2 separate regions of the Homo sapiens genome follow, and region 2 is linked to region 1. A link is a loop called in an ENCODE intact Hi-C map of the cell type or tissue named here. Cell type or tissue: PC-3. All regions are shown on one strand. Links, peaks and the distances in the headings refer to the core of each region. The heading gives the core; the rest is flanking DNA. Region 1 overlaps LOC102723364 (a long non-coding RNA gene). Region 2 has its middle 81 kb from the start of LINC02070.

Region 1 (11,259 bases), core at 2,083-10,082:
TTCTGTCTGAAATATTCTTCCACTACAGAGACACATAAATGCTTGTTTTCTTATCTATTCCAGCACTTTGCTCAAATTCTACCTTCTAATTGACAACTTCCCCACCAATCTTACTTAACATTGTAACCCTACCCCCTACCCTGGTACTTCCTTGCCCTCTTCTCTGCTTTATCTTTTTCCAAAGCACTTGTCAATATTAGAAATATTAGAGTTATTGGTTTATTCCTTATTGACTATAGTATGCAAAAAAACCCCACTTCATGATATAATGACTTGATTTTATTTCCCATTCTATGCTCAGCATTTAGGACATGTTTGCAAATAGTAGATTTTTAATAAATACTTCTTGAATAATGGATGAATTGATCCAGTTATAGCAGATCCGAGACAAATATTTTCAAGTCATTAAAGAGCAAACAAAGGTAATTAACTATTTTTTTAGACAACCAACCTAAAGAAAAATATAAACCCAATCACAGATACTTGTATATGTAATAAAATAATCTTAGTTATTAAAAGATTCTATTTTCGGCCGGGCGCGGTGGCTCACGCCTGTAATCCCAGCACTTTGGGAGGCCGAGGCGGGCGGATCACGAGGTCAGGAGATCGAGACCATCCTGGCTAACACGGTGAAACCCCGTCTCTACTAAAAATACAAAAAATTAGCCGGGCGAGGTGGTGGGCGCCTGTAGTCCCAGCTACTTGGGAGGCTGAGGCAGGAGAATGGCGTGAACCCCAGGAGGCGGAGCCTGCAGTGAGCCGAGATTGCGCCACTGCACTCCAGCCTGGGCGACAGCGAGACTCCGTCTCAAAAAAAAAAAAAAAAAAAAAAAAAAGATTCTATTTTCTTATTAATATAAATAGTTTAAAGCATTAATTTTCTCAATCAATGATAAGCAAACTTATTTTATCGTTAGGACTTCGTGTTCTGCTGAGGATCTAATATTTATTTTTAGGTCATTTAATGATCGTTATTAATTTATACAATGACATAAAACCAGATATATTACAAATATATTATTTAATTTTATGTTGGTCCTTGGTATGAGCATAAAAACTCTTTATACGAACATTGAGAAAATCTCCCACCTATGCAGTAAATATCCATATTAGCATCAGATGGTAATATTATGTTAAAAAAATAGGAATTATTATTTTTTTTTTAGTGGTCTTGATATGTGATCCTGTAGAAAAATAAAGTGGTAGCTTGGTCAAAACATTGTAAAGCTCTGCAGGATATAGACTCCTATCCAAAAGACACAAAACAAATTATTATAATATGAGAATAAAGATATTCAGTATTAATCTATTTAATGGGGTTTAATTCACAATTTCCTCAAATCATTTGAACCTGGAACTTTTTTACTTTCCTAAAGCAAATTGATATACCATGGACTTAAAATTCTATTGAACATACATAAATATGTTATTGATTTGTTTGGTACATTGAGAATTTTGTGTTCAATATAAAATTCAAGAAATAGATGTATGAGAAAATTATTTTAGAGGAGAATGTGTCATCAATATCGTATTTAGGGAATCATAAATTTTGTAACATTTAGCATCTTATCATGGAGACTGTGAATTTGTCAATATGTTATTTAATAATGATATGGACAGGAAACAGGGAAATACTGGGTAGAAGAGGGCACTTCCCTGGCAGAGGCCCCACCCTCAAGCCTGGAAACTCAGGCCTGAAATGCCTAAATGGAAACAGACATTCCTGTTTTCTTGCCCCAAAGTTGCCTTTTGGCCCGCCACGCCCCCTTATCTTGTACCCATATAAACCCCAGACCCTGGGCTCCTGCGCCTGCCCATCTGTGTGCTCCCCATCCCATAAGGGTTTTGAGCACACACAGTGGCCTAAGAGAGGAGCCATACCGCTGTCGCACGACCTGCAAGTGGGGTCAGGGAACTCTTGCTTTCAGTAACATATATAACAGTTTCTGAGTAACTTTTTACAAGGAAAAGAAAGTTATATCATTTCTGAGTGGATGTGCATCAAGTCAAATTTGTGCTCACATATATGTGCAGACAAAGAATATATCAATATTTAGCAAGAGAAGTCTGTCTAGAAGCTGGTACTGAATAGTTTTCTAGACTTCTTTTTTCACAAGCAAATAAGCTATATATAATCAAACTTAATAAATTTATTAATTTTACTGAGGGTAGAGTTGATAACCAATTTTTTAAGTACTCAGCAAGAATCAGAAATTTGAAAAAGGAGCTACTCAAATCTTGGCTAAAAAACTGCGTTTAGCCAGGCGCGGTGGCTCACCCCTGTAATCCCAGCACTTTGGGAGGCTGAGGCAGGTGGATCACCTGTGGTCGGGAGTTTGCTGAGGCAGGTGGATCACCTGTGGTCGGGAGTTTGAGACCAGCCTGACCAACATGGAGAAACCCCATCTCTACTCAAAATACAAAAATCAGCCGGGCGTGGTGGTGCATGTCTCAGGAGGCTGAGGCAGGAGAATCGCTTGAACCCAGGAGGCGGAGGTTGCAGTGAGCCCAGATATGGCCACTGCACTCCAGCCTGGGCAACAAGAATGAAACTCCACCTCAAAAAAACAAAAACAAAAACAAAAACAAACAAACAAACAAAACTCTGTTTAACGTGGAAAAAAAGTTCTCCCAGTCATATATATTCAAGTGAATATTGTTTTCTCAAAATAGTACCCCAGGCTGACCATAGACTCGTTCAAATTTCACTGCTCTGCTGATCATGCTCAGTAGTGAAGAGTTTTCATTTTTTGAAAATAATTTGGTAGTAAAAGTTTGGAGATTACAAACAATGGAATTTACTTTGTCTCAGAACTCTAAGCCATTTTAAAGGCAATTCCCCCCAAAAGGATGTAAAAATGTGGCTTGAATAACAGTATTTTAACAGTGCTACTCTCCCACAGTGAGTAAGCTAACACCTACTTGGATATTTAAATTATGTTGTAGCCCTCAATCAAACATATCATGAGTTTGGAATTATGTTTCTTGCATATATGTACAACCTCTATCTACATTCACAGGCATTTCTCTTCCTAAAACTAAAAGATGATGTTGTAAACCTCCAAGGACTTTAAATGATTCCTTGTTACCACTCAGATATCATAGAAAGAGTCTAGTGCAGCGTGCAGCAGAATTTCCCAAGCAGGGGCATCTGCAAACTAAATCACAGGGAATTCAAGACTTCTCTATCATATTTTATAAATATTTTGTTTTCACTTTGATATAATCTACAAGATTTAATATATCTGGATCTTCTGAATGATTGCTCATACAGCCAAAAGCCAACTGACAAAGAAGTTCATTGCTTGAGTTTGTTAAAATCACACTGACACCTTATTGAACTATTATAACTTGCAGATTAACCAATAAAAGAAAAGTGGTGACTCCATATAGAAAAAAATCCATTCTTGCCTAGAAAGAACAAATAATAACACTACGTGGTTTACTAGCAACCATGTAGTAGTTTAAATCAGTATGTGACAGATGTTGAGCTAAAAAGAACATGCTCAAAGAAGCCAAGTTTTTATGCATGCTTCAAGCATTGGTTACGTTTAAGCAAAACATATTCATCATATCAAATGTATGTTGATTATAGGCATGTAAGCGTTTTATACAAATGTACACTTGTGTGGATCCTATAAACATATAAGGGCTGTAAGCTTGAGAGATGTTCAACTAGGTTTATGCTTGCACATATTTAATAGTGTATATAAAATTAATCAGAAATAAAAATAATTTGTCCAAGTAGGGAACTCCTGAGAATATTTTTCTTTTATTTATTTATTTAAAAACTTGTACACATTTATAGGGTACATGAGAAATTTTGTTACATGTATGTGATGCTTTTTTCTGTTAAAATGGATCTCTATATTACCTTAATTAAGGAACTATGTCATGTACTATTAACAGAGCTGTCCAATGAGAAATCACTAACACCATGTCTAAAAGGCACTGAAATATGGCTAGGCAGAATCTAGATGTGCTATAAATAGAAATTACAATCAGGTTTCAAAGACTGAATTCAAAAACAGTGCAATTTGTTTCATTAATAATTTGTGTATTGACTATGTTGAAATGATAACATTTTGGGAATATTGGGTGAATAAAATATATTCTTAAAATTAATTTACTAGTAATTTTTACCTTTTAAGTGTGGCTTCTAGAAAACATATACCTGTGTGGTTTGCATTACATTTCAATTGGGCAGCATTGCTTACAGTTATCTCCAGCCTCTGTGTCAAATGTACACCTTACTCCAGTTACAGCAAACTTTAGGTCATCTTGAACATACCATTGTGTTTTATTTTCATTCCTCTGTGTTTTTGCACTGGCCCTCATATCTTCTGTTTTTCAAGAAGCCCTGCTAATTCTTCATTACCTAACTCAAAAGCTAATATCTTAATGAAAACTCTGATTTGTTCCAAGGTAGAAATTTTCAGAGCTCCTCTGACCCTTATGCATTTCTATAATTCAGCACCTGTCACAACTGTCACTCTTTCTACATGCTTCTTCCCTGTCGAGATGTTGAAGATAAGGTATTGTTTTCATTAGCTTTTCATTCACAGGCTTTAGCACACAGCAAATGTTTGGTAGACATTTGTTGAATGAATTATTAATTATTACTTTAAATCAACAAATATTTACAGCTGAAAGTGTATACTTTATATTGATGTATAACTCTGATGTCTACTGGGTTATCTTTGCCCTTCAGATCTCTGAAAGGTAGGCTAAATCTGAAAAAGTTTACAACCCTCTTTATTAGAGATATGAATTCTCATGTTGCCTAGATTTTTGATGTTCTGCTTTGTATTATCCCACTTAACACTGCCTCTCTTTTCTATGAATGCTATTTCTATTCCTCATTTTGTCTATACATGGAATTTACTCAATTTCCTAAATTTCAAAAAAAAAAAAAAAAACCACACACACATACAAAATCACACAAAGCACTTGTGTTTGCCATACATCTTCTCTGGGTCTTAGATCAATGAAATGAGTTTAGAATACAAAAATAAAACAGCTTTAAAAGAAAAATCAGAAATAACCACTTAAACATCTTTTTAGGTATTCCAACACTGGAATATATATATATATATATATTTAAATTTTTCCCCACATAGAGTCCCAATCGTGTATCTTTTCTTTTTTGCTCCTCATATCCCTTCTCTCTAAAACTATTTTCTCCTTCCTTTCACTCTTAAACATCCAGGTATTTTCTTTGACTTTTTTAGACATTTATTTTTAATTCCTGACCTTACTTTCAAGCTCAGCTCAGATGTGTCATAACTATCAAGAGAATGCAAAGAATAGAAAGATATTTTATGTATCTCTAATCATCATTTACTGGATGCACATACTCCTGTTTCAGAATAGGAAGTTTTGTACTCTACAACACATAGATGGTTAATATTATTCTTTTGTTGTTGTTGAATTTAAAACATTGTAATGAATTCAGCATTTGTAAAAACAATTGCCTAGAAAGAATACTGTAAATTTTTATATTCTTTTCCTGGATTCTAAAACTAATTGCTATATTCAATTTAATGTTTTATGGGATAAATGTGAACTGTCCCAGATTTAGATTTTCTACCAGTCTGCAAAGTATTTAAAGTTTTTGCCAACTGGCAAATATACTACTAAATAGTAAGCAAATTTTGGTAAGTGAATCGGTAACAGGGTAAAATAGTAGCTATTTTCATAAAGTAATTGGCATAACAAATTCTAGAACCTCAACACATAAATAAGTTTTCAGGTTCAACATAAAATAATCAAGAGTTTAAAAGAACAAATAAATACTTTGATTACCTCCACTTAGTGTTAACTATATATTTAGAACAGATAAATATAACATTTATTTAGAGGAAATTAAACATCTGTTATTCTATTGCAAAGTAATTGCTCTCAAGAAAAATATATGTGTGTATATATATTTAAAGCAATTTTTAATTTTACTCCATTCTGTGGAGCATCAGAATTAACTCAATTTTATTTTTATTATTTATTTTTGAGATACAGGGTCTCACTCTGTCACCCTGGATGGAGTGCAGTGGCAGGAACATGGCTCACTGAAGCCTCAACTTCCTTAGCTAAAGTAATCCTCCCACTTCAGCCTCCCAAGTAGCTGGGACTACAAGCACACACCACCATACCTGGCTAATTTTTTAAATATTCTGTAGAGAAATGGTCTTGCTCTGTGGCCCAAACTAGTCTCAAACTCCTAGGTTCAAGAAACCATCCTGCCTCAGCCTCCCAAAGTTCTGAAATTACAGGCATGAGCCACTGCACCTGGTCTAATCCAATTTTATTTTAAAGTGTGTGATTCACTAGTGCTATCCAACAGTAATGTGGGGCTTCACTAAGTCAAGAGCAGTAGCCAAGACGCTTCAAAGGGAAAAAAAGTATTTATGATATATTTAGAGGATAGAGTCAACATAGCATTAAAGTGAACTGGATGTGGAACTTGAAGGATGACTCATCAAAAGATGAGTCTCACCTTTTGAGGTGCATACAAATAAAAGATACATTTACAGATATGAAAGGCAGGAAACATTATCTCTATTTTACATGAAAATTAGAAAGTGAAGTCATGTGTTTTGAGACATGAAGGATCTGGTGGAACAGGGTGTCTTAGTCAGCTCAGTCTGCTATAACAAAATATCGTAGCCTGGGTGGCTGAAACAACAGAAATTTGTATCTCACAGTTCTGGAGGGTTGGAAGTGCAAGATCAAGGTGTTAGCCAGTTTGGTTCCTATGAGAACTATCTTCCTGCCTTGCCAATGGCTGCCTTTTTACTATGTCCTTACATGGCAGAGATACAGAAAGAGCTCTGATCTCTTACTTTTCTTATAAGGACACTGATCCATGGGGGCGCCCATATAATGGCTTCCTCTAAACTGAATTACCACTCAAAGTGTCCACTTCTAATGTTATCACATTGGGGATTAGGGCTTCAACACATACATTTTTGGGGGAAGCAAGTATTCAGTCCATAACACGGAGTAAACATTTAGAACAGCAATTGTTAGGAATTTTGGAGAAAGCTCAGCCTAGATAATTTTGGAATGACCACAAAATGGTGCTAAGTATCCACTTGAGGTTGCAGGCCATAGTTCCTCAGTGGCAACAATAAGCACATTCTTGAGGTCTTTTCCAGAAGTGTTCATGGGACAAAGATATTTTAGCTGAATAGATTTTTAGAATAGGTATGACAAAACGAGTAAGTGGAAAGTAATTGAGAGTTGAAAATGATAGGACTTGAAAAATGCATACTGTTTTAATATCAATATTTATTTATTTACCCTGATAGAAAATACAAGTTTTCTGGATTAGAAAAATTCCAATTATTTACTCGTGTAACAATCTTAGCTCTGATATCCCATGCCCAAGTTCCTCAAGGGACACACAGTGAGGATCAGACAGTACCTTGTATACATGGTTTGTACAAAATTATCTTCTGACCTAAGCATAGAACTTGAGTTAATGTTTGTTAAGCAGTTATTTGCAATCTTATATTAATTTCCTCAACATTCCAATTCATTTGTAAGCAAGTACTCAGAAGAGATAAAAGAATGGTAGACATTCGTTTTGAAGACACCGTAGAAAGCATCTCCACACGCAGCAGATCTGTGGCTGTGGGCAATGAGGAGGGCTCTGAGAGGACGCTGGGGTCCGGATTAGGAGGAGCACGGAGACCTCTCTCAGGTCGGGTTTGTCTCACAGCCTTGGACAGATATTTAACTAAAAATCAAAGAAACTGGAGAAACCGCTACTATTTTACTATTTTTCCTCCTTCCTTTCTCCTTGAGCTTCACTTGCTCTTTCTTTTCCCTTATTTTTTGCTTCACCCCCCTTTTTTTTTTTCTTCTGAGATGGAGTCTCGCTCTGTCCCCAGGCTGGAGTGCAGTGGTGCGATCTCAGCTCACTGCAAGCTCCGCCTCCCGGGTTCACGCCATTCTCCTGCCTCAGCCTCCCGAGTAGCTGGGACTTCAAGCACCCGCCACTGCGCCAGGCTAATTTTTTGTATTTTTTTTTTTTTTTTTTGAGACGGAGTCTCGCTGTGTCTCCCAGGTTGGAGTGCGGTGGCGCAATCTCGGCTCACTGCAAGCTCCGCCTCCCGGGTTCACGCCATTCTCCTGCCTCAGCCTCCCAAGTAGCTGGGACTACAGGCGCCCGCCAACACGCCCGGCTAATTTTTTGTATTTTTAGTAGAAACGGGGTTTCACCGTGTTAGCCAAGATGGTCTCGATCTCCTGACCTCGTGATCCGCCCGCCTCGGCCTCCCAAAGTGCTGGGATTACAGGCGTGAGCCACCGCGCCCGGCCAATTTTTTGTATTTTTAGTAGAGACGGGGTTTCACCATATTGGCCAGGATGGTCTCGATCTGCGGACCTTGTGATCCGCCTGCCTCGGCCTCCCAAAGTGCTGAAATTACAGGCGTGAACCACCGCGCCCGGCCTCCTCCTTTTTTTTTTTCTTTTCTTTTTTTTTTTTTAACTTTTCTCATTTTCTTCCTTCTCTTTTCCAGAACATTGCTGACCACCTCCCATAAAAAAGGGAGAGTTGTGTTTGACCTTTTCAGCCTGTTCTGGTCCAAGGAGTAATATGCTTCTCAGAGGTTCTCTACATGCTCTATTTAAAAATCTATATTTCCAGTAACTGCTGATTGGCCTTAATTCATGTGACCCTATGCTGAGATATTGGTCAGTAGGTGGAAGAAGACTGAAGTGTTATGACGTGGTTCCTAATTTATTACTGAGTCCCAGTTTAAGTGAATGATAGTGCAAGTGGCAGTGTTGGAACCTTAATAATTAATTCTGTAAGGCGAATTCCTCTAGATTACTCATCTGTATTAATTCTTCTTTTGGCAATTGAGTTTCTGATACTAATATACAACCTTGAATCACATTTCTTTTCATTGAGATCCTTACCCCTACTTTAATCCATATTGCAGAACAGGCAGCTGTGTATTTATTCAGTCTACTCAGAACATGACTCATCTAAACAATGCTGCAATGATCATTGAAATGGGAAATAAAACAAAATGTACATTGGCATGCAATAAAATATCCAATACTCTTCCCCAAAAATCTTGTTGAAAACTTAAATGTTTAAGGTTTTTTTTGTCTTTAAGTAAAAGTTTTTTTCTTTCTTTCTTTTTTTTTTTAATGTTTACTTGAGAAAAAGAGAAAAAGACCCCAAAATGAATGGACTTAAAACAGTAAAACTCATCCAACTTAGGGTTTTAAGTTTGGATTATTAAATTTTGGTATATGTTTCATTTGATTTTTTTAGTACTTCCTATTTAATCAAGTAACAAGATGTCCTCAAATTTTCATTGTAAAAACAGGGCATATGAAATTTGAAGAAAAAATGAGTTTCTGAAACTATTTTAATTTTTTTTTTTTTTTGGTGTCATTTTAGTTCAAGTTTTGGGCAGAGATTCAGGCCAGTTCTTATTTTATCCAAACTAGTGCATCCCTAATCATAATGCTAGCAACCAGCTGTGTTGATTCACTTGCATTTGGTACATGTTTTATTGGGTTGCAGAGAAAAAGAACTTAATTTTATTATGTGCTCAAACAAGGGTACTTTTTAAGTCAAAAACAACACAGGGCCATCTTTTATTTTTGCCACACTTCTTATGACAGTAATTAATAATCACATTATTTGCATCTTTTACGTTAGTCCATAACTAATTTGAAATAAACATTTTTCCTTACTAGAATATAAAATGTCTTTAATCTGTTTTATTATTTAATAATTTAAAATATCAAATCAACAGCCTCTTCCTTAAGTTATTGGTTAGAAGAATATGTTGAAAGATGCCCAAAATGACATTATATCCTATTATAAAGTCATCTGTCCTGTTATTTTTATTTATGTGCGTTCAAGAAAAGATAATGAAAATGTGGAAATTGACGACATAAGAGTTCACATATATAAACACACACACATGCAGGTACACACACACCATTCAGCATTAGTTAAGTATCAATTTGTTTCCACATTATTGAAAAGAGACATCACTTTCAAATTGACTTTATACATAAATTCAGCTGACTTTGATTCATTTATAAATAAAATGTAAAGTAGAGTCAGCTAAATAACTGGCAGTATCTCAGAATATTTTACCTCACCATGTTATTTTAAGATACAATTTTAAATATGTGTGACTATGGACAAATTACCTGCTCAATTAGGTGCCCCATGCACACATCATATTTGAGACTAACTCCAATTAAATTCTAATTAAATGCAATAAAATTATATTGTGTTCTTCAGATACCCCAAAATTGCAAATTAGGTAAACTGCTTCTAAAAATAAATGCAAATATGTATATAGGTGAGGGTTTCCATGATATAATCTAAATAAACTGGAAAGCCTATTAAGTTAGAATCTATACTTTGTAGTACTTCAAAATTTCCTATATTATATTCATAACAAAGTTATTTTAATTACCTTGATATATAGGACTAGTCTGCATAAAATATTGTGTTCCTCCAGAATTGTTTTATGTAAACACATTTCTGAAACATCAGCGAATACATATTATATTTCCATTTTATTTTTATGATAACAAAAGCATGCATACCTGTTTGATAAGCAAATGATACATATTGTATAATGCATAATTCAGCATTTTAATATCAAAATAAGACTTTACATGATGCAACTAGGACTCAGAATCTGAGAATATAAAATAATAAAAACAGTCTATATTGTTACTGAGCAGTCTCAAACTGTAAAATTATTCATTTCTTGTCAAATTACTAACATATTAAATAAAACAATATTAAGAAAACAGTTTTGTCCGTGCATGTAAATAATTCTAATTCCTTTTCTCTTCACATTTTTCAAATCTCAGTCCTAGGAATCTGTGGTCAGTGAAGGGCAATTCCAGCAGGTGGAGTAATAGTAAAGGAAATACTCTGTGTGACTATAACTCTCTGCTTCTGTTGTCATCTTGGGCAAAAATTAGCATAAATCAGATGAGGTTAATATAGAATAGAAGCAAAAAGCATAAGTATAGATAAACACATTGCTTTGCATGGTAAATGTATTGCTGTAGAACAGAAACATACTCCCTTTAGTCTTCAATTTTCTCTGTATTTTTCCTGTGCACTTTCAAAAGTTTCCTGGAGAACTTGCGTTTAATACAAAAGTCTGAGAGACTAGCTCATTATCGGCAGCACCAAATTTGACAGAGAGCTCCTGTGTAATGTGTTGGGGGAAATCAGAAAGGACAGGCTCAGGCAAA
Region 2 (11,259 bases), core at 1,465-9,464, 310 kb before region 1:
TGCTTCCAGGTTTTGGCAATTATGAAGAAAGCTGCTATAAATATCTATGTGCAGATTTTAGTGAGAATTTAAGTTTGCAGCCTATTTAGGGGAACATCAGGAAGTATCATTGTTGGGTGATATGGAAAGTGTTATGCTTAGTTTTGTATGAAACTGCGAAATTTTCTTTCAAAGTGGCTGTACCACTTTATATTCCCACCAGCGATGAGAGTTCCTGTTGCTCCACCATCCTGGTCAGCATTTGGTTTTGTCAGTGTTCTGGATTTTGGCCATTCTAATGAGTATATAGTGGTATAATATTGTAGTTTTAATTTTCATTTCCCTAATGACATGTGATATGAAGCATCTTTTCATATGCTTGTCGGCCATCTGTATATATATCTTCTTTGGTAAGGTGTCTTAAAATCTTTGGCCCTTTTGATTTTTTTAATTTGTTTTGTTTGTTTGTTTGTTTTATGGACAGGGTCTTGCCATATTTTCTAGGCTGGCCTCAAACTCCTGGGCTCAAGCAACTTCTAAATCTCATTCTCTCAAGTAGCTGGGACTACAGGTATGTGCTCCTGCACCTGGTTCCAGCCCATTTTCTATTGGAATTTTTAATTTGTTATTGATGGATTTTAAGAGTTCTTTGTATATCTTGAATAGAAGTCCTTTATTGGCTGTGGTTTTGCAAATGTTTTTTCCAGTTTGCAGCTTGTCTTATTTTCTTGACAGTGTCTTTTTTAACATAGAAGTTTTTAATATTAATGAAGTCTATCTCATCAATTTTTTCTTTCATAGGTTGTGCCTTTGGTGTTGTAACTAAAAAGTCATCCCCATCACCAAAGTCATCTAGGTTTCCTGCTATATTATCTTCTAAGAGTTTTAAAGTTTTGTACTTTACATGTAGGTTTATGATCCATTTTGAAGAATGCTATGGATGGAATGCTTGTGTACCCCAAAATCATATTGAAACATAAATCTCCAATGTAATGGAATTTGAAGATATGTACTTTGGGAAATGATTGCCTCATGAGGATGAAGCCCTTATGATGGGATTAGTGCCCTTATAAGAAGGGAGTCTCTCTCTCTCTCTCTCTCTCTCTCCTCTCTCTCTCTCCACCATGTGAGTATACAGTAAGTTCATATTATGGCAATGAACTTTAGCTTTCTTTTGAGATATAACAAAAAATTAGTAAATTTTGGCACCTGTTTACTCAAGAAGTTGTGTTCAGCAGTAATTATTTAATGAAAAAATCAATTCAGCAAAGTGCATTTTATAGCATATATAATATTTTAGATGATCTAATTGTGAGTCCATCCACTCCTCATAAAGCTATTATCACTCTCCCTAAAATTTCTGCATCCAAGGGATTCATAATATCTATAAACAATCAGAGGAATAAGTAAAGACAGTGCAGCACTGTCAATTTAGATCTAAAAAGCCATTTCCTATGGAAAAAAACTATAATCTCTATCAAATGATTAGTTTGCAAACCATTTCATACTACTTGAGAAAGAAATCTTTAGGATTGTTGGCTATAACTATTTTGAAAACTCTAAAACTTCTTTGAAAATTTTCTCAGCAGGAAACAAATTTATCCTTCCCATCTTTGAAACTGAAAATTCCAAAGTGTAAATATCCTATGTCTTTTGTAAAAGAAATTATTAAATGTCCAAGTGAAAGCAATTCAAATCTCCAAGATAATTCCATTTCTTCCTTCTTCATTGTCATTTTGCCTGTCAATTACTTTATTTACATGAAGCATTGTTTAAAACTTATTGTCATGAGAGAAAGCATTTCTAAAAAGCAACAGAAAATTAGGAGGTACATAGACTGGTAAAAGTGACTTGCTTTTGGGAGGGAGACCGAGTGTCTGGAGTCTTCTGATTTTTAATTTAAAAATCTATGAATCTCTTTAATAATCTTACACAATACCTTTTGTGATTAGTTATCAATTTCTGCCTTGTCCCAATATATAATTTTTGTGAAATGTTACTAATATGACCATGGGCAGCTTAGACGTAAGCTATTCTAAATACTAGTATTACTTAATGTTTTTCATTTATAATAAAATGTTATAAAAATATTTGAGTATATGGATATAATATCAAATACACAGATTTAAGAGATCTATTTGTGGCTGGGCACAGTGGCTCACGCCTGTAATCCCAGCACTTTGGGAGGCCGAGACGGGCGTATCACGAGGTCAGGAGATCGAGACCATCCTGGCTAACACAGTGAAACCCCGCCTCTACTAAAAATACAAAAAATTAACCAGGCATGGTGGCGGGCACCTGTAGTCCCAGCTACTCAGGAGGCTGAGGCAGGACAATGGCATGAACCCGGGAGGCAGAGCTTGCAGTGAGCTGAGATCTCGCCACTGCACTCCAGCCTGGGGGACAGAGGAAGACTCTGTCTCAAAAAAAAAAAAAAAAAAAAAAAAAAAAAAAAAGATCTGTTTGTGATGATGAAGAATCTGCTTATTTCTCAGTTATCTATTTTTATTTACTGCACTTAAAATTTGCCCAACTCTTGACTAGATATTTAGGAAAACATTAACAAACTAAGAAACATTCTGAAATAGGAAACCAGAGAAACGCAGTATTTTGTGATTATGCCATATGAGAAATGGTTGAAGAAGTATGGAGTAATCCTACCAACTCTTCCCAAAAAGCAAAAATAGGATCAATGGATAGAATTTAAAAGGAGACACTTTTTCATATAACATGTAAACATTGAAGTTATATCTCTTCACTAATACCTTAAAAAGCTGTAAATTACCCAATACTAACAATGTTCAAGAACAAGATAAATGACTATTTATTAGAAATGGCACAGGATTAACTCACTGACTAAAGATTGCATTAGGTGACCTCCAGAATACTTCAAAATCCTAAGATGGAATCACTTGTATTATATATAGATATATTCTTACGAATTTTTGGGAGCTCCATTAATGTGCGCTATGCTGAAAAACAAGATTTAGACAAGTATTAATAGGCTATTAAATCATGCCCAAAGGTGTCTTCAAACCACAGGTCTTTCAGGCTTACATTTAATTAAAAATTAAAGGCCATTTTTGGCTATTGAACCTGCTCTTCCATCAGGAAAAACTGAGTAAAAAGTAAAATTATTCACTTCTCTTGTTAAATGTTCAGCATCAGTTAAACTTTTTCATACCACTAACTACTTCCTCCCAAAGTTCTAATTCTAGATACCCATTTTATTTGCATAATACTTTTTGCTTTGAGAACCATTTATGGTAATATTTTTACATTTAGAAAAGCTCAAAGGCCATTATAATTTTAAATGGATTTATAATCTATACATAGAAACACAGTTTTTTTTTTCCTGTCATCTTGTTAAGGTGATATTCAAAAGAGCAAATCTTTATTATGAATGGAGGAATTTGTATTTTTTTGTAGTTTTTATTACAAACCTGACTTCCCAAAATGTGTTCATACCAATGATGTATACTTCGTAGTTAATGTAATATGCTCGTCTGAACTATTACCGATGTTTTATTTGCAAGAGATTATGAAAATGTCAGTAATAATATTTTTAAGAGAATAGCATCAAAAGGGAGCACTCTGAATCTAACAGTTCCAAGAGGATTGTATTGGAAATGTTGTAATTCAATTGTAAATTGCATGTATTAATCTTCTGGGAGCTCAACTGTTGATGGATTGAGGAATAACCAGAGAAAAAAGAATAAAAAATGAATGTAATTCAAAAAGAAAATTATTAGTTCCACAACGATAGGCAGAATTCACAATCTGAGTTTGAGTACAGAAATATCTTTTGTGAAGGGATGTTGAAGGATGCCAGGTGTAGCAAAAATTTGGTCCTATAAACCTTAAAAGGCATCACTAAGATAGCTCTAGTTGAATGAACTATGATTTGACATTCAAGAGGCAATCTACCAAGTAATAACCATGTGAATTTTGCTGAGACAATAACTTCACATGCTTGTGTTCCACTCCCACTCCAACATAGAAGAATTTGGTAACTGTTACCAGCAAGTAGAACAAAAGCTTGGCATTTGCCAAGTAGTTAATTTTTAAAATCATAGAAAGTCCTCATATGGTAGCGAACCAGATTTTAAAAAGAAGAAAAAATGTTAATGAAAATATTCTAAATAAATAAGAAACAGATAATATACTATGCAAGTATTTTTTTAATTACCTTAGTACGCTCTATACATGGTCTAAAATAAGGTTACATATTAGCATTGGAACAAAACATAGTTTCTATGCTCTCTGGCTTAAATTAATTTATGAACAACTTGGAGCAATAGTTAGCAATATTAGGTTTTATAAAATCAGAAAAATTAATTGAATTAATTAAAATTTTGAGTATATAATTAGGAACATAAGACATGTCCCTTCCTTTCAGAAAATGCATAATTTTTCTGAAAAGATAAAGCATATGGGGCCAAAATAAACACTGTTCAGCTAGAAGCAATCTAGGCAACATCTGTAATTAAAGGAGGAAAAAAAGCTGATATTACATTATATAATTTAGCTTAGAAATGAGTCATAATTGCTGTAAGATAAAGTTATTTTTTTGTAATCAAATAGATGCTTTTGGTTATCCCTACGTCTTCATTACTTTTAGAGTTATCTTTAGTCTTTTAGTTAAGATATAACTTTAGTCTTCTAGTTAAGTGATATCTTTAGGTTTTTTATTGCTAATAAATACACAAGGAAGAGAATTACTTTCACATAAAGCAAAGAATAAAACTTTAACTACATACCAAATTCTTTTTGTTTTCAGACAATGACAGTGTATTAGAAATGTAGTTAACGGTTATTCCTGTGAGTGCCAAATGTTTTCTTTTTCAGTGTGGTGAAATTTAGGTTGTTCAAGTACTTTACATACATATCACCAACATAGTTTGACCAGTAGAGGGAGCCATTATCTACATAGTCTAACTTTGAAAATAAAGTATTTTATGATCATGAAAGAAACTATGACAGAAACTTACAGTCAATATATCAATTCCTTTTCTAAATTTAAAATAAACAAACCACCTATATGTGTTTAATGTGTTTTTAGGTTTCAAAACAAATTAAAAATCAAGCTCACTGTAACTTCTTTGGAGGCAATAATGAAACAAATACCTTTTATAATGTGTATATAATTTTTAACCTTTCCTCAAATGTGTTAAATGTCAATAATAGTAAAGTAAGTATATACACAGCTATTATACCAGTATATGCTTCCCTTCACATTATTATTATAGCTGTTTAGCTTCATTGTTTACCAAACCACGTAAGTTCAAACTACCTAACATTAGGTGGCAGATTTATCTATATATCTTCCATATTCTCATTTTGTAGTTAAATGAAAGGCTATGTGTATCTTCTAAAAAAATTGACTTTCTCATTGGATTAAAAAAAGATAGATTTGTATATACTATAAGAGTATAGTAAGAATTCTGTTTTGATAGAGTAGAATTTATTTAATAAACAATTGTTATAAAAAATTATTAAGAAATCTGTTTGCCCATATGTTGACATTTAATAACATCAGTATATTTACAGTTTGTATATTTATTAAAAAGATACTTAAAAAGAATTATACACAAAGACTCATAAAATTATTCACATATTTTTGTGAGTATGTGAATAGCACAGCTTGACACACTTACCCTTCATATTTCTAAACATGACTTAAAATAAGTTTGTGATTAAAAATCTCCACACTCATATTCCAAATGCTCAATTTGCTTCCCATAAATATATATGAATTAACACCTGTATTAATCAAAGAAAAATATTCTGTGACTATTTACCTTTAAATAGTATTTCACCAGAGATTGTAAATGACTCACTTTTTTCACAGTTCTCACTATCCTTACTATTTAACACAGTTCTTACTATCACAGTTGTGAGAGCTTGTTTGTATCAACCTTCATAGTCGACATTAGTAGTTCAGCAAATATTTATTAACACCGACATACACCAAGCACTGAGCTACTAGAGATACAGTTGAGATAACACCTGCCAAAACAAGCTCCCACAACTTCATCTTTAACACAGCTTAGATAGTAAGAAATTAGCTAAACTAGTGTTCCTTGGTAAGGGAGGTGTCCATATCCTTGCCACTCAAAGTGTGTTCCACTAAGCAGCAGCACTGGCCTCTCCTGGGAGCTTGTTAACAATTCTAGAGTCTCAGGCCCTATGCCAGAGCTACTGAACCTAAATCTGCATTTTAATAAGATCCCCCAGGTCCCGGTACTTCAAAAACACATTACATTTTGGAAAGCACAGGAAAGCACACACCACCTCTTTGCAAAGATTTCCCCATGACACAGGCTACCTCTAAACTTCTAGTTTCTCTAGGAATAATAAATATTTGTAACTTTGAAATTGGGTAGTTTTCAAAAACTACAAGAAAGTTTTCTAGATCTTAGTTGTTCTGTCAGTCCCAAGGAATTCTACTATAAATCACGACTTGAGGGTGGGACCTGTTATGTAGTTTTATGTGCTAGATTTAATTTTAAAACCACCGAGTTCATGTCCTTTGCAGGGACATGAGTGAAGCTGGAAACCATCATTCTCAGCAAACTAACACAGGAACAGAAAACCAAACACCGCATGCTCTCACTCATAAGTGGGAGTTGAACAATGAGAACGCATGGATACAGGGAGGGGAACATCACACACTGGGGCCTGCTGGGGAGGTGGGGGGCAAGGGCAGGGAGAGCATTAGGACAAATACCTAATGCATGTGGGGATCAAAACCTAGCTGATGGGTTGATGGGTGTAGCAAACCACCTTGGCACATGTACACCTATGTAACAAACCTGTATGTTCTGCACATGTATCCCAGAACTCAAAGTATAATTAAAAAAAAAAAAAAAACCGAGCAGCTATGTATTCGTTATTTTATCTTTTTCAATGGAAAAAAAATTAGATGCAGAAGTGCATCTAAGACTACTATCCACATATTTCTTTTCATGCTTTCCCCGTCATGTATCTCCAAAACTTTTCAATGTAAGCAATCACTGTAACATAAGCAGTGTTTACAATAGTGATGCAATACAAAGTTAAACTATACTGGTAGTGATAAGAAACTTCACGTCACCCAGTATATAAACTTTGAGATAACAAAGATGAGAATGAGTTAAATGTCACTGGCTGCTCCTTATGAACAGAGGAGGCAATTCAGCCTGTGGAATACTGTGATTACTTGTTATCCACAAACCTGCACTCATAGCTCTGCTGACAGCGTAATCATCCTCATATTCAGCAATTTTTGGTGCTGTTTATACTTGGCCAAATTATATCTTCAATGTCCTGAGCAATCTCACCTTTATTATTACATGAAATGGACGGACATAAGAGCAACGGAAGCTTATCCCCCTGCACGGAGCTGCCTTTTTGTCACTTACAATGTGAGAGATAACCTCAAACAATCCACATCCCTCCTAAAGCATCATATCTTATATGGAATAGAGTAGAGGGGAGATAGTAGAATAAATGTAGTTGTCTGTGTGTGTGTGTGTGTGTGTGCACGAACACAACTAATGTTCTCTGTTTCCCTGTCTTTTCATCATTATCCCAATCTCAGTGAATCAGTGTCATGTCATTGAAGAGATGGAAGAAATCTGCTGCTTTATGACAGATGCAGAAACAAATTCAATGAAGTGAGGCTAGGAAACTTGCTTACAGTTTAAGCTTAGTTTGCTACAGGACTCATTCAAAATAAAGGTTCATCAAGTGCCCCTTTCTTCCACACTCACCTCCAAGACTTCTGATATAGTTTGGCTGTGTGTCCCTGCCCAAATCTCATATTGAAATGTAATCCCCAATGTTGGCCTGGTGGGAGGTGTTTGGATCATGGAGGTGTGTTTCTCATGAATGGTTTAACACCATCCTACTTGGTACTGTCCTTGCGATAGTAAGTTTGTTCCCATAAGATCTGGTGATCTAAAATTGTGTAGCACCTCTCTGCTTGCTCTGTTGCTCCTGCTCTGGCCATGTGATGTGCCTGCTCCTCTTGCCTTCCATCATGAAGCCAAGCAGATGCCAGTATCTTGCTTCCTGTAAAGCCTGCAGAACCATGAGCCACTTAAACCTCTTTTCTTTATAAATTACCCAGTTTCCAGTATTTCTTTATAGCAATGCGAGAGCGGACTAACACAACTACATTTTTTAAATATGTAGATTTTATTTTTCCTTCAAGGCAGCCCTTTTAAACTGTCTTTGACATTGGGAGGATGGGGAAAATGCTCCACACATTAGGCACTGTGGGCATGTAAGACTAATTTGATTGAGTAAGTAGTTATTAAGCATCTATGCTGTTTACTGGTAAGATACATAGATGAGAAAGCTCTTCACCGCTCCTCACAGAGCTGACATGTATGCTCAGGCTAAGGGTTGTGAGCAGGCTGCACAAACCGACCAATTCTCTCTGGTAGGAGGTTACAGTAGCCTGTCATCAAACCCTAGTGGGAGAATGTACCTCTTTCTCCGTTATCCTTCACACTTATACCTACAGCACTGCACACACCCCTAGGAATTACACATTATCTGGGAACATAAATAGGTTTACCTGACTTAAATGTGGTTCCTTGGAAAATAACAGATCAAGGTCCTGTGCTGACATGAAAATTTGCTTGAATTTGAGAGGAACAGATGAGGGAGCCATTTAAATTTTGAGCACAGTATTGTGTTGTTTAAATTCCATCATTAATCAGCTGTTTTTATCAAACATGACCGTAAGTTTATACACTCTATTTTGCCAGGCATTGTGTTTTGCAAAAATTAAAAAAAAATGACCTCAGCAATTTAAGATGTATGTATTATTTGGAAAAACTTGTTATAAAACTGCAAATTAAAAATCTAATTTTTGGATCTTTGATCTCATTTATTTTTCCCTGTTGATAAAATGATCAGTAGCGTGCATCAGCTTCCCACTCAAACCTACACGTGAATCCTACTGTTTTTGAAAGAACATAAAATTATAATTCGGATCAAGAAAAATCGTAATCCTCTTATTATATCATTTTCTTCTTTCAACAAAATCAAATAGAAAGAGGATGGGAAGAAGATTGGCATTATTAGGGATTTTTATCTCTTAAAGTGCTTTAGCACATGCTGAAGAGATTCCAGTATCTTTAACTAAAATTCCATTGTTTTAAATCATTCAGATGTTCACATGGAGAATAAAGCACAGATCGTTTTAACACTTAGAGCAAAGGATGAGTATTTGGCTATACAGGTGAAAGAAAAGACAATTAATAAAGAAAAAAATGACAGAAAAGGGGTTGCTGATGCACTGAACAAAATATATTTTAAATATCAGCAGTGCACATGTACATAGCAATAGTATAGAATTTCATTTTTGATGCCACCATTATTGCTGAAGAAGTCCATTCTCACTTGAAATACTGCTTCAGCCCACTGACTGGCCATCCTCCCACAAGACTCTCCCTAGTTAAACCCATCTGATGAATTGCCACAAAATGTTCTCCCTAAGAACATAATCTGCTATGTAACTCCTGGTTTTAAAATGCTGCTTCTCTGTTGCTTGTCTTTGGAATTAAATCCCACTTTAACCTAGGCTTCCACATCATTGTCATTTGCAACTTTGCTGCAGCTTCTGTTTCAAGCTCCATCTCTCCCTTCCCATTTCCCCAAGACCTGCTGCTCTCTGAAAGGTATAACAGGGGCTCCCAATATTTTAGGTTTCCCAAATGAGCTGGGCATCATTTAAACCCGTGGATGCTTTACTCTGTACCTGGAATGCTCTTTCTCCCCTTTCTCACATAGCAAACTCCTCCTAGTTTTCTGTGCAAACCTCACTTGGAAGCAAACGAGTGAGAAAGGTAACACAGCCTCAACTCTTCAAGTCAAACTTAACTTTATGTTGTATAATTTGCAACATCTGTTCATATATCTGGAATAGTGACTATAAAGTGGTATTATAATAATCTGTCAGTTTTTTATTCTATTTATTACACCAAATTGGAGGCAGGCCATGGCTTACATACTTTTCCATTTCTAATTTTCATTACTGAATACAGTATTAGGCATCTGGTTGTTTCTCCATTAGTAATTGCTCAGGGGAAAGTGAATGAATGACTCTAATCTGATTGGAAAAGCACATTCATAAAATTAAGCAGTTCACTCTTTTCCAATGTATTAGCATAAAATTTTGTCACTCAATTTATACTTCAAATTTTATTTAAAGGCACTACAATTGGCGTTTATTGGCTGTTTCTCATGTATGGTATTTATTCTTCCTTTTGACTGAGAATAGTGTTATTAAAATGCCTTCTTTCCATTTAGATCCCTACTAGAGTATTAGTGGGATTTTTTCTGCTATTGAAAAATAAATAAAAGTCACATTTAGCTCTTAGATCTCTATATAACTTTCTACAGTATTTTGCACAATTATGATTAGTAGGACACTATTGGAACCATAAAATATCCTGTTGTAGCTTTCAAAACTGGTATACTTGAAGTATGTTATAAAGTTATCATCTTGCACCAAGTACTTCAGAAATTACAAATTAAATTAATTGAGATTATATGGTTTTAACCTCCTTCTTCTGTGTGCTGTTATGGTTAATATATGATCTCAATGTACTTTGTGATGGCCTGTTGATTCAGCCTTGTAATAACAGGGAGTATTAAACCTGTGGTTCATTAAAGATGAATATAGATTTCAGAAAACCAGGTAATCTATGTTGTTTTTGTTCTCTGGAAACTATGATTCACCTATGTGACATAAACCCAGGTTAAAATTGCTTAGAAATTATCTGCACAAAACCACTCTATACCTTATAGGATATTACGGCTACAAGTAATCTGTAGCCAGAGAGCTACCACAGTGGGATACAGTTTCTATAGTATACTACAGTGGAATACTGTATCCCACTCTAGTAGTTCTCTGGCTAACACCACTCCCTTCAGATGTTTTTGGACAGATGTGACCCCACTTCCACTGGTATAGTACAATGTTCAGTAGTAACGTTGAAAGGAGACATTCCTTTTTTCTTCTCAATGTTGAGGTGGGAGGAGTGTTTAATACTTCACCATTAGCTATGATGAGCCTTGTAGATTTTTGTAGCTGCCCTCTTGTAGATAAGGAAGTTCTATTTATTTTTTTTAGTTTGCTTATAGCTTTTGTCATGAATTGGTGTTGCATTTTGTCAAATGGTGTTTTCTATGTCTATTTACATCATCATATGATTTTTCTTAAAATGGTAGCAGATTATATTGATTTTTTGTTAAGCCATTTTACAATTCAGAGATAAAACG

What was found. A loop is a pair of places that touch in the nucleus more often than their neighbours do. Peaks named below come from ENCODE experiments on the same cell type or tissue, not always from the same donor. Only the 100,000 strongest peaks of a DNase experiment are listed, where the experiment ranks them.
Region 2: it touches region 1 in a loop (7-fold over the local background); 2 of 110 quality-filtered maps call a loop at or near these places.

Annotation. Positions count from the first base shown.
Region 1 is chr3:86,245,209-86,256,467 of GRCh38, reverse strand. All of the region lies in intron 2 of LOC102723364 (a long non-coding RNA gene), which reads left to right. Among named protein-coding and RNA genes, the nearest start is that of LINC02070, 230 kb to the left of the region's middle. In PC-3, for the core only: no CTCF peak of the experiment used is centred there; no DNase peak of the experiment used is centred there.
Region 2 is chr3:86,557,190-86,568,448 of GRCh38, reverse strand. No RefSeq gene overlaps it. Among named protein-coding and RNA genes, the nearest start is that of LINC02070, 81 kb to the right of the region's middle. In PC-3, for the core only: a CTCF peak has its summit at 4,899 (motif pointing right); a DNase peak (open chromatin) is centred at 4,868; H3K27me3 peaks cover 553 bases.